3 separate regions of the Homo sapiens genome follow, and regions 2 and 3 are each linked to region 1. A link is a contact called in ENCODE Hi-C data. All regions are on one chromosome and are shown on one strand. Each heading gives the region's core, a stretch centred on a gene start or an enhancer-like site at or near the end of the contact. The rest is flanking DNA. Distances are from core to core; before and after follow the strand shown. Region 1 holds the start of LINC01585 (long intergenic non-protein coding RNA 1585). Region 2 holds the start of SLCO3A1 (solute carrier organic anion transporter family member 3A1). Region 3 overlaps FAM174B (family with sequence similarity 174 member B).

Region 1 (4,051 bases), core at 1,071-3,570:
CAGTGTCTGAGCGGCCATGGGACTTCTAATTGACTAAGGTAGGCAGACACATCTCCCTGAAGCTTCCAATTTATAGGCCACCTGGCAATCTATGGCATGGCTTGGTACAGACAGATAAGATGAGCCAATCATATTCCCCTTCTCTGGAATCTGAAATTGGGAATAACCAAAGGAAGAGGCACTTAGCCATGGAAACTGAGGCTTCATGAAATGCACTGTCATTTTTGCAATACCCTATTGGCTACACAGGTCAGCTCTATTCAATATAGGAAGGAACTTCATGGCACAATTCATTAATTTAACATTTGTTGAGCACCTATGATGTGCCAGGCACTGTTCTAGGTCCTGAGGATATGGTGATGAACAAGATCCCCACTCTCATAGCTTACCCAGCAGATGCCCTAGGCAGGCAATGAATAAATATATGAGCAAGATGAAAAGAGAATGCCAGAAAGCCCTGAAGTTTTGGAGCAAAGCCATGAACTCTTTTCACAACTATTTCCTTTTTGAAAAACATCTCTCCACTTGCTGTTGGGTTCTGTTGTTTGTGAGTGCAAGGATGGAAGAAGGCAGATGACGATGTTAAGCAGCCAAAGGGGTGGACTGTTCAGGCCATGGAGTTAGTGTAGCAGGAGATTAACAATAATAACTAAGGCTGGGCGCAGTGGCTCACGCCTGTAATTCCAGCACTTTGGGAGGCTGAGACAGGCAGATCATCTGAGGTCAGGAGTTTGAGACCAGCCTGGCCAACATGGTGAAATCCTGTCTCTACTAAAAATGCAAAAATTAGCCAGGCACAGTGGTGGGTGCCTGTGATCCCAGTACTTGGGAGGCTGAGGCAGAAGAATTGCTTGAACCCAAGAGGCGGAGGTTGCAGTGAGCCAAGATTGCACCACTGCACTCCAGCCTGGGCGACAGAGTGAGACTCCATCTCAAAAATAATAATAATAACTGATAATAATATAGAACAATTCTAACAATATACTGTGATAAAACTGATGTGAATGTGGTTTCTCTCTCTCTCTCTCTCTCTCTGTCTCTCTCAAAATGCCTTATTGTACTGCACTCACCTATTTTTAGATGGTGGTTGACCGCAGGTAACTGAAACCACAGAAAGCAAAACTGCAATGTGGGGGGGCTGCTTGCATGCTCCTTTCAGACCTGTTTGTGAGAGAGTTTTAACTGGAGGGTATCTAAATAATCAGAGAGTGGGAAGAGAAAGGGGTACTCACTTTTTATAGTTTTGTATTGTTTGTGAATGTTTTCTATTTCATATGTTTTGTAATTAAAGCCAAAAAGGGTAATGACAAAAAGGAAAAAAAATGCTATGTGTCTGGCTTTTGGGAAGTTATTAGAGGGAGTGGAAATTCTACCACCTCCTATTGCTAAATCTCATTAAAGTGCCCTTGAAATCAACCCAAACCAACTCTCAGGCACGGCCAGAACAACGGAGGCAGAGCAGAGCTCAGGATCCTGAATCCACACCCCCCGGCCACTCCTGGTGGGAAGAGAAGAAGGGGGCTCGTTTCCTGTGGTTCCCACCCTACCTGGCTGGAGAGGCTGATGTGGGGCGAGGTGTGACCACCAGTGCATGTAGGAGGCGGAGAAGGCAGTTTCTCCCACTGGCCGGTGCCCTGGGCCCAGCCCAGGACGGGGAACTAGGACAAGAGCCCAGCCCTCCAGCATCAGGTCTGGCGTGGCTCTGGGAGGAAGGAGGAAGAAAACTCACCCATGTCACCCCAAGTCATGGGGCATTTCCAGTGAGCACATACAGACTTAGGAACCCGGGAGAAAGCCTGGAGGCTAGAAAAGCTGAGACCACAGTCAGCTGGGCTGCAGATCTTTGCTCCGCCTTCCTCCAGACAGCACAAGTGACTCAGCCCTCCCCAGGGTGCTGCTTCTCGCTCTGACACCACGATTTGGCCTCCTCTCACTCACAACTCTATCTCCTCTCTGTGTCATTCCTCCTACTCAGGGCCGATAGTCAAAATATCAAACCACTAATAAAGCATGGGCACCTGCCAGTCAGACTACACACCAGCTGGGAACAATGGCTAGAGGTAGCAAATTGCCCCAAAACTTAGTGGCATGAAACAACAAACATTTGTTACATAACACACTAATGGGTCAGGAGTTTGGGTGGTTCTGGCTCAGGGCCTCTCATGAAGTTGTCAGCATGTCAGAGTTGGAACCATTTGAAAGCTTGGCTGGGGCTGGAGGATCCTCTTTCAAGGTGTCTCATTCACAAGGCTGTCGGCAGAAAGCCGCAGTGCCTCCCCAGTGTGTGGGCCTCTCCATAGGGCTGCTTGAGTATCTTCACAACATGGTGGCTGGCTTCCCCAGAGGGAGACATTTGAGAGACCAAGGCAGAGTCACAATGTCTTTTATGACCTATCCTTGAAAGTTATATACCGTCACATTGCAGCATCCTATTGGGTCAGCCCTAGTCAATGTGAGAGGGGCTACACAAGAGTGTAAATACAAGGATGCAAGGATCACTGGAGGATGTTTTGGAGGCTGGCTACCCCAGGTACTATATTATGTCCTGTTTAAAACTCTCTAATGGCTTCCCACTAACCTCAGAATAAAATCCAAATGTCTTACCATGATCTGCAAGGCCTGGCATGAACTGACTCCTACCTACTTTCCAATCTCATTATGTTCCTCTTTATTCACCTGCACTAAACTCCAAACACATCAACCCTCCCTACATCCATCAACATCTGAAGCTCATCCTTTACATTTTCTGCTCCCCGTGTCTAGAAGTCTCCTCGCCCAGATCTTTCTATGGCTAGTTCCTTCTCATTGTTTGGGTCTCAGCCTAACGTCACCTCCTCAGAGAGGCTTCACTGACCCCTTATCAAGTGTAGCCCTCACCCCACCTGTCACTCTGTCTTACATCACCTTGTGCTGACCTCCTCCTAGCACTGATCTCTATCTGAAAGTAATTTATTTGATTATTGCTTTTCTCCCTTCGTGTACTGGTAGGAGTCCTTAATTACAAGCAACAGACTGCTCTTTAGCTGCTTTTAAGCTACAGAGGAACCTATTAAAGGATAGGAGGTGCCTCATAAAATCTTAGCGAAATCAGAGAACCAGGCTCAAAGGCCATTTACCTGCACTGGTTCTTTCTGCTGCTGCCTCTGGGATCTGCTGTCATCCTGACAGAAAGGACTCCAGTCATCTGCTTCTCAGTGTCACTTAGCCTCATGCAGGAGCAGCCAACGGGTGGTGTCTTAAGTTGTATGCTGTGCCCAATCTTCAAGAGAGATGGGGAAAGGTTCTGGCTTCCATCATAAGCAGGTGTGAGTTCATAAGGTAGGAAATTCGCAAAATAGGAAGACTGTTCCATGGGCTGGGGAAGCCAAAGAGAGCTGATGCTATTTGGCCTCGACAGTCCACGCCTTTAGCTGCTTAATGTCATCAGCCAGCCTTCCTCCATCCTTACGCTTACTAACAGCAGAACCCAACAGCAAGCTGAGAGATGCTTCTCAATAAGAAAATAATTGGGAAAAGAGTTCATGGCTTTCGGGCCGGGCGCGGTGGCTCACGCCTGTAATTCCAACACTTTGGCAGGCTGAGGCTGGTGGATCACGAGGTCAGGAGTTCGAGACCAGCCTGACCAACACGGTGAAACCCCATCTCTACTAAAAATAGAAAAATTAGCTGGGTGTGGTGGCACGTGCCTATAATCCCAGCCACTCGGGAGGCTGAGGCAGGAGAATCGCTTGAATCCGGGAGGCAGACGTTGTGGTGAGCCGAGATCGCACCACTGCACTCCAGCCTGGGTGACAGAGCAAGACTCTGTCTCAAAAAAAAAAAAAAAAAAAAAGAGTTCATGGCTTTACTCCAAAACTTTAGTGCCTTCTGCTATTCTCTTGTCATCTTGCTCACATATTTATTTATTGCCTGCTTAGGGCACCCACTGGGTAACCTATGAGAGCAGGGATCTTGTTCATCACCATATCCTCAGGACCTAGAACAGTGCCTGGCACATCATAGGTGCTCAATAAATGTTAATGAATTGTGTACATGAAGTCCCCTCTGTGGA
Region 2 (3,763 bases), core at 496-2,995, 1.2 Mb before region 1:
GAATGAGCAACAGAAATGTATTTGATTTTCAAAAGCCCTGAAATTCTGTCACCCCAGGAACAGAGCTGAGTTTGAAGACCCCCTCTCTCACAACCACCTAACTTCCTCAACACCGGAGACCAAGCACTGCTTGTATTTCCCTTTAACAGTGAGCCCTGAGCCTTAAGAGATAGTTTATGAATGGTATACAGCCCCCAGCGTCTGGCCCTCATGAACTTTACCCCAAGGCCAGGAATGAGGGATTAATCATAGCATCAGGATACGCGTGGTTCTATCTCTGGATGTGGTTATTCAATGGCCAAAATCTTGTCCAATTCTATCTCCATCAAACTTGCTCAGGAATACTCAAAGTCTATGACATTTGATTCCAGTTGCGGGTCAATAGCCAAGTAATGATTTAACACTATAAACTCTCAAAAAAAATTTCCCGTTTAGACAGGACTGTACTTAGGTGTGGAAGCACGCTCTCTGGAACTCAAGTTGCGACCACCTGAGCAGAGGAGGCGAAAGCGACAAAGTAGGTACCTGACAGTGCTGAGTCATTACAAGCTGTTTCCTCTGAAATGTTACGCACCCATGGGCCCTCTGAGCATTAACATCCCCTTTCTGGAGGCAAATAAAATACATATTCATTGTGGAAAATGGTGCAACCTTCTGTAGGCGACAGACCACGATGGGGAATTTAGCACTAAGAGTGGATAGCAGGAACTACACAAACTCGCAGCTGCTCTCTAGGTACCGTAACTTTATCCCAGACGCTCAAAGAGGGCTATAGGGATACCGGGTGGCAATATTCCCCCTGCAGCCCCGGCTCAGGCCAGGGCCACACTAGGGCGCATTTCACTCTAAGCTGTTATATCCCCCTGTAATTGGCGGATGTAGAAAGCGCCCGGAGAAAATGATGCATAATAGATTTGTTCTCGAGGAGGATGCAATGGAGAGTAGAGGACGCAGGATGCTAACTGGTTTTTCTTCCCATGTGCAGGTCACCTGAAAACCCCGACGCTTTTTCGTTCCTCTCCAAGGAGAACCCTGAACTCACCGTCTCGCTCCGCTCTTATGGGGGGAGAGGAATAGTTTCACGCCCACCTGCCCGCCGCCTCTCCTCCCCCGGCACCCCCTGCCCCAGCCGGACGCGCGCGAGCTGCTACCGGCATCAACGGTCCCGCCCGCTACCCGCTCGCTGGCAGCCCCGGCCGGCAGCTCCCCCGGCGGCCGCCTCTGCACCACTCGCCAACCTCCACGCCGGGCCGAGGTCATGCCCGCCTGCCCCCAGCGCCGGGCGGCCCCCTCGTCGGGCCAGGCGGCCGCTCGAGAGCCGGGCTGGGGAAGGGGCCCGCGGCGGAGTTGGCTCGGGGACTCACCAGGTAGGCGCCCACCGTGCCCTGCGCCAGCATCAGGGCGCACTCGGACACCAGGAAGATCTTGATGTTGGAAAAGCAGGACACCTTCTTTTTCTTTTTCTTGTTCCTCTGCGCCTCGTCCCCCTGCAGCTCGCCGCTCCGGCCGCCGCCCGACGAACCGCCCGGCTTCTTCCCCTGCATCCTTCCCCCGCCGCCGCCGCCGCCGCCGCCGCTGCCGCTTTCCCGCTCGCCCCGGGTGTCGGGGCCGCTGCCGGGCGGGGGTGCGCGCCTCGAGGCTGCGTGCTGTCCCCGCCCCGGGTTCGCGGCGGCCGCCCCCGTCCTGCCGGGGCTGGAGAGGTGGAAGGCACAGCTCCTCGCCGCCGCCGCCGCCGCCGCGATCGCCCCTTCCTCCTCCTCCTCCCCCGCCTCCGCCCTCCCCTGGCCTCCTCCTCCGGCTCCGGCTGTGCCAATCACAGGGGCTCGTCGCGCCGCCCGCCGCCGCCGCTGCCTCGCCTCCCGCGGCCGCCCGCCGCTGCCATCGCCCGGTTCCCCTTGCCCGCCGGCCGCGCCTGCTCTCACCCCCTCAGCCCCAGCCCCAAGGCCTGGGCCTGGGCCGCCGCTGCGCGCCCTCGCCGAGCCGCTCCTCGCTGCCGGTGCGCCCCCGGGGAGGCACGGGAGGCGGGCTTGGGATGCGGAGGGCGGCCCGGCGGCCGAGGCTGGGAGGGTCCGGCTGCCGGGAGAACTGGGGAGACCCGGAGTCCTTGCGGAGTAAGGGGGGTGCCCCTGAGGGCGGGAGGCGGCGCCCGGCCCCTAGGTGGCGCTGCGGGGCACGGGGCCCCGCGGCGGAGACTGGCGGCTCTGCGCCGGGCGCGGAGATGGGGTGCGGAGGCGCCCCCGCGGGGCTGGGACCCGGCGCTCGGGAACCCGGGTGCCCAGGCCTCAGAGGGCAGGCTGTTCCCAGGAAGGGAGAATACTGAGTACCCAGGAAGGGCTTGGCGCGCGCTCTTCTCCGCCCGGGGATTTCTGGGGACAGATGTTGTGCTCTGGGTCTTGGGGAGGTGCCAGAGGTCAGAGCTGCTTGAGGCTTCTGCCGCCTGCCGGTTTCTGCCCCAGCTGTCCCCGGCCACAGGGGGTGTTGAAAAGGCCCCAGACCGAAAGGACAGAAAGGGGAAGTTAGAGGAATACGTCGGGAGCCCCACGGACCGTTAGTGCCCCAGCCTCGGTGTCCAGGCGCTGCAAGATCGCCGCGGCCCCAGCAGAGGGCCTTCTCCGGCCCTTCATCCGCCCAGGGCCCCGCTGCTGGAGCGCTCAGCAAGCGGCCAGCCGCAGGCCTGCTGGGTCCCCACCCGTCCCCTGGCTCTGTGGCCCTGGCCACCATCCTCGGCCTTGACCTGAATGCCTGGCCCATGGCAGCCGCTCCTAATTACTCCCCACTCTCACCGTTACCAAGGAGTGTGGGCCACAGGGCACTACCAATAGGATCTGCTAGTTCTCAACTGCAGCGTTTGGAAGCTGAGAGAAAAGCTCAGAGGGCTGGACAGGTACCAGGAAACAGCACCTTCCACCTGGGCCATTGGGGGACTCAAGGAATCATTTAAAACGGTTTCCTTAATAATTGTGTCAAAGAAAATGACCCACTCTCCCAAGCGCCTGTGTCCAAATGCAGGCTCAACTTCAAAACTGAATAGCAATGAACCCGACCATATTTTTCCTTTCTCCCGAAGAACTTGAATGAGAATGGAGGGTGTAATGGTGGGGATGTTGTTTTGCCATGGCATTTAAATATAAACTGCTTCATCCTTCTGTGGCTCCAGACGTGATCTCACCCAGGCTTGGTGTCGCTTTGAGATGCCCTCACCTTGTCTAGGCCACCTCCTATCTGAATTGGCTCCCCCCACACTTGAAGTCTCTTCCCGTCTTCCCCACTTCCTGAATCAGTGGTCACACCATTCCCGGCCAGTCCTATAATGAGAATCCTTACTGCCCCCTTCTTTCTTCCCCACACCCTCCTATCACTCGGAGCCAACTTCTCTGCAGGATCTTTATGTCCCCCTCTTTCCCTCCCCATCACTTTGCTTCATGGGCTACCTCCCCACTTCCTCCTGAGAAGACCCTTGACAAGCTAGCTCTGTTCCCTGCCTCTGTGACGGTAAGCTGCAAAGCTGAGCTGAGACTTGTCTACGAATGGTGACCCCATTGCTAATGAAATGTGCGGAGTGCTTTATAGTCTTCAACTCTTATTTACATTCTTTGTAATAACAAGAGCTAATGTTTACTGTGTGCTTATTATGGCCAGACACCATTCTCAGTGCTTCACCCGCATTTACAACGTAATCCTCACAGCAATCCTCTAAACCAGATACTATTATTAGCCTTGTTTTACAGATGAGACAACTGAGGCCTAGAAAGGTTAACCTGAC
Region 3 (3,716 bases), core at 781-3,280, 2.0 Mb before region 1:
AAACAAGTAATGAGAGAGTGTTTCTGTACATCCTTGCCAACAGTGTGTTTTCAGACATTTCTATTTTTGCTAAATTAATAGGTGAAAAATTGAATCTCTGTGAAGATCAAAATTACATTTATCTTATTGAAAGTGAGATTGGACATTTTTTCATAGTTAAGAATGCGGAGCCATTTAGGTTTGTGTGTGTGTGTGTGTGTGTGAACTGCCTGTGTTATGTTCTTTACCAGTTTTTCAATTAGATTATTGATCTTTTTTATTGGTTTTTAGGGACTATATATATATTAAGGAGATTAAATTTTAAAACATTTATAATATGTTAGCCAGGCGCGGTGGCTCATGCCTGTAATCCCAGCACTTTGGGAGGCTGAGGCGGGTGGATCACTTGAGGTCAGGAGTTCAAAACCAGCCTAGCCAACATGGTGAAACCCCATCTCTACTAAAAATACAAAAATTGGCTGAGTGTGGTGGTGTGTGCCTGTAATCCCAGCTACTTGGGAGGCTGAGGCAGGATAAACACTTTAACCTGGGAGGCAGAGGTTGCAGTGAGCCAAAATCATGCCACTGCACTCCTGGGTGACAGAGTGAGACTGTGTCTTAAAAAAAAACAAAAACCAAAAAACAAAAACCAAAATTTATGATGAGTTGGAAATAGTTCTCCCAGTATATCATTTCCTTTGACTTTTTTTTTTTTTTTTTTTTTTTTTTTTTTTTGAGATGGAGTCTCACTTTGTCATCCAGGCTGTAGTGCAGTGGCACGATCTCCACTCACTGCAACCTATGTCTCATGGGCTCAAGCAATTCTCTTGCCTCAGCCTCCCGAATAGCTGGGATGACAGGTGCCCACCACCATGCCCGGCTAATTTTTGTATTTTTGGTAGAGATGGGGTTTCACCATGTTAGCTAGGCTGGTCTCGAACTCCTGACCTCAGGTGATCTGCCCACCTCAGCCTCCCAAAGTGCTGGGATTACAAGTGTGAGCCACTGCTCCCCGCCTATTTACCTTGACTTTAAGACATTTTTATGTGTTTACATTTATCATCCTTTTTTAAAAAAATGGATTTTGGATTTCTCCCATGTTTTCTTCTAGTACTTCTATGGTTTTATTTTCTACATTTAAGTCTGATCCGTCTAATTTATGCTGATACAAAGTGTGAGATATGGGTGGTTATCAACAAAATATTTAATGAGTTACCTTTTTCTCACTCATTTGAAATGCCATCTTTATCCTATACTAGATTCCAGTGTGTATTTGGGTGTATTTCTGGACTTTCTATTCTGCTATAGCATCTGATTGTTAGTGTGGGATGCCACTGTGTATTAGTCTGTTCTTGCACTGCTATAAAGAAATACCTGAGACTGGGTATTGGCTAATGGTTCAGCATGCTGTACAGGAAGCATAGCAGCTTCTGCTTCTGGGGAGGCCTCAGGAAGCTTCCAATCATGGTGGAAGGCAAAGGGGAGCAGGCACTCACATGGTGGGAGCAGGAGCAAGAGAAAGAGCAAGGCGGGAGGTATCACCCACTTTTAAACCACCAGATCTCTCAGGCACTCACCCACTCACTATCATAAGAACAGCGCGAAGAGGATGGTGCCAAACCGTTCATGAAGGCCCACCCCCATGATCCAGTCACCTTCCACCAGGCCCCACCTCCAGCACTGGGGATTACAGTTCAACATGAGATTTGGTTGGGGACACAGTTCCAAACCTTATCACACTGTGTTCAGTTATTGTAGTTTTACAGCATGTTTTACTAATCTAACTCCTTTATAGAATTTTCATGGCTATTCCATTCTTGCTGCTTCTCCCATCCTCATGAATTTTGGAATCAGCTCATTTAGATCCCCAGCAGAAATTGGTCGGTATCTTACTGCATTTCACTGAGCTTGCAGATTAATTTAGATGGCTTGAAATCTTTATGAGATTGAAACTTCCTAGTCAGAGGCGCAGCGTGCCCTCCTTCTGTTGACACAAGCTTGTTTTGGTTGCTTTTGGTTATCGCGGGAGCTGGCTGGCAACCAAAAGAACTTGCAGGGGCACCTCTGGGTCCTGAGAAGTGTCTGTTGAATGCCGAGTCGTAGGGTTGGGGCACATCCAGAGGTCCGAGGTGAGTTCCTACCCTCTTGTTGGAGTGTGAAGGGCTCATGTTGTGGAGTGTGATGCATCTGGATTCGAGCTCTGCTTGCTTCCTGGGACAGGTCACTCAGTGCCTTCTGGCCTTGGTTTCCTTGCCTTGATAATGGGAGCCCTCCTTGCCTCACTGGCGGGAGGCTGTGATGAGATCACATGTGCATTAGCTGGCACTCAGGGTTGTCGCCTCACAGTGCCTGCTGGTACCGTCACCCCAGTGCTGTGGATGACGCAGGAGGGGCCTGTGTGCCTGGAGGTCATGTGTAGACAGTGCCCCGTGGCAGGGATGTGCCTATGAAGAGGGGCTGCAGGATTCGGAAGAAGGAGAAAACCCAGCCTGGTTGCGATGTCCTGCAATGGCCTCAGGAGAAGTGAGAAAGCCTGTGGCCCCCTGGAGTAAGTAGAGTGAGAAGTGTTAGAGGCTGTGTCATCAGAACCCGGACCACACCTGGCAGGAAGTAGAAATGGATGAAGAAATTCGGGTTCATGACGAGAGGCTTGCTCAGAAGCACACCAACAGGGGAATTGCAGGGCTGACCCCTGAACCTCAGTCGCTGCACTTTGAGTTGGTGGCTCTGACTGTCACACTCAAAACTGAACTGAGTCTAAAGGGTTTAGTCCTGTTTTATTCTCTTCGTGGGTGAGGGCGAGGAAGGAAGGCCTCCCCCTCTGTAGGCTGCCAGGGCCTGGTGTCCTCCCTCGGCCTCCTTGTTTGTATAAGTGGGACGTATGAGCACTCACACGAAACCTGTTTCTGAGCAGCTGGTGAACAGTCCATTGAGTAAACAAACCCTCTGGCTTCAGGATTATATTTCAGACTAAAAGAATTTTGAACCTCTCCTCTCTCTTGTTAGAAATGAGTTTTGGTTCGGATGGAAGGGTGCTTTATCTCTTCTAGAAATTATCTGGCCTTGCCTATTCCTGTGAAGACAATATGGACATTTATTTATTAATAAAAGGACCACTTTACATCTCAACCAGGTTGAGGCCTCCTGGTTAACAGTAGCCTATCTCAGAAAAGAAAGATTCCTGCTGTGGAAGATGGGCCAGCAGTCTTTTCACTTCTTTATTTCCCAAAGTTCGTTCTTTGATGGGGAGTGCTAGCTGGTCTGTCCTTGTAGGCTGCCGTCCCACTGGCCCCCAGCACCACCCAGTACACAGCTGAGGGGACAGGCTCTGGACGTGGGGGCACTGGGCTGCGAACCCAAGTCTGATTGCAAACCTGGGCTCTTTCTAGAACCAGGTGCTTTGTCCTTGAGCTGCGTGTGTCTTTGAGTAAAATGAGGGCCCTGTCCCCAAGGCTGGCCCACTGCCCACGAATGGACCCAGGGGATTTCAGCTTCATCACAGCCGTGTAGTCTCTGCCTTTGCCTCAGGCTCATGGCAGTTCTGGGAGGTGCAGTTGCCGGTTGTTTGTCCTCATTGAAAGCCTGCTTACAGGTAGCCCTAAGCAAAAAATGTCAACTCTGCTTCTGTGTGTGTGGTTCATTGTTTCTATAAGGGGCAGAGTCCTGGGGTTTAAACAGGCTTGAGGATATAGGAAAATTATACTTACATATGGAAGGCTAACTATTAAAATGTGGAA

The links. Hi-C counts contacts between places; a loop is a spot of excess contacts on that map. Pooled maps may share reads with other maps.
Region 2: a map with no recorded cell type shows a loop between it and region 1 (12-fold over the local background). The contact joins the promoter of SLCO3A1 here to the promoter of LINC01585 in region 1. A Hi-C loop is called at or near these places in 2 of 37 single-sample maps with no recorded cell type and 6 of 50 pooled maps.
Region 3: a loop to region 1 is called in a pooled map, with 3 times the contacts of the local background. The contact joins the enhancer-like site here to the promoter of LINC01585 in region 1. A Hi-C loop is called at or near these places in 1 of 168 maps with a recorded cell type or tissue (PC-9), 1 of 37 single-sample maps with no recorded cell type and 1 of 50 pooled maps.

What each region holds. Positions count from the first base shown.
Region 1 is chr15:90,658,503-90,662,553 of GRCh38, reverse strand. It overlaps LINC01585 (long intergenic non-protein coding RNA 1585), which reads right to left and starts at 2,320. Exons shown (of 3, transcript NR_120371.1): 1 at 1,730-2,320; 2 at 1,071-1,161. All of the region lies in intron 2 of CRTC3-AS1 (CRTC3 antisense RNA 1), which reads left to right. RefSeq lists enhancers at 454-513, 1,174-1,223, 1,364-1,413, 1,636-2,164.
Region 2 is chr15:91,851,690-91,855,452 of GRCh38, reverse strand. SLCO3A1 (solute carrier organic anion transporter family member 3A1) reads right to left here and starts at 1,745. Exons shown (of 10, transcript NM_013272.4): 1 at 1,365-1,745. The coding sequence starts at 1,544. RefSeq lists silencers at 2,141-2,280, 2,149-2,323.
Region 3 is chr15:92,637,550-92,641,265 of GRCh38, reverse strand. The region is part of intron 1 of FAM174B (family with sequence similarity 174 member B); the gene reads left to right. Among named protein-coding and RNA genes, the nearest start is that of FAM174B, 16 kb to the left of the region's middle. RefSeq lists enhancers at 1,537-1,636, 2,400-2,689. Within about 2 kb of position 2,030, at least 14 of the 41 ENCODE cell types and tissues checked have a DNase peak (open chromatin) inside an H3K27ac peak, as active enhancers do; they include PC-9, where a contact is called at or near this core.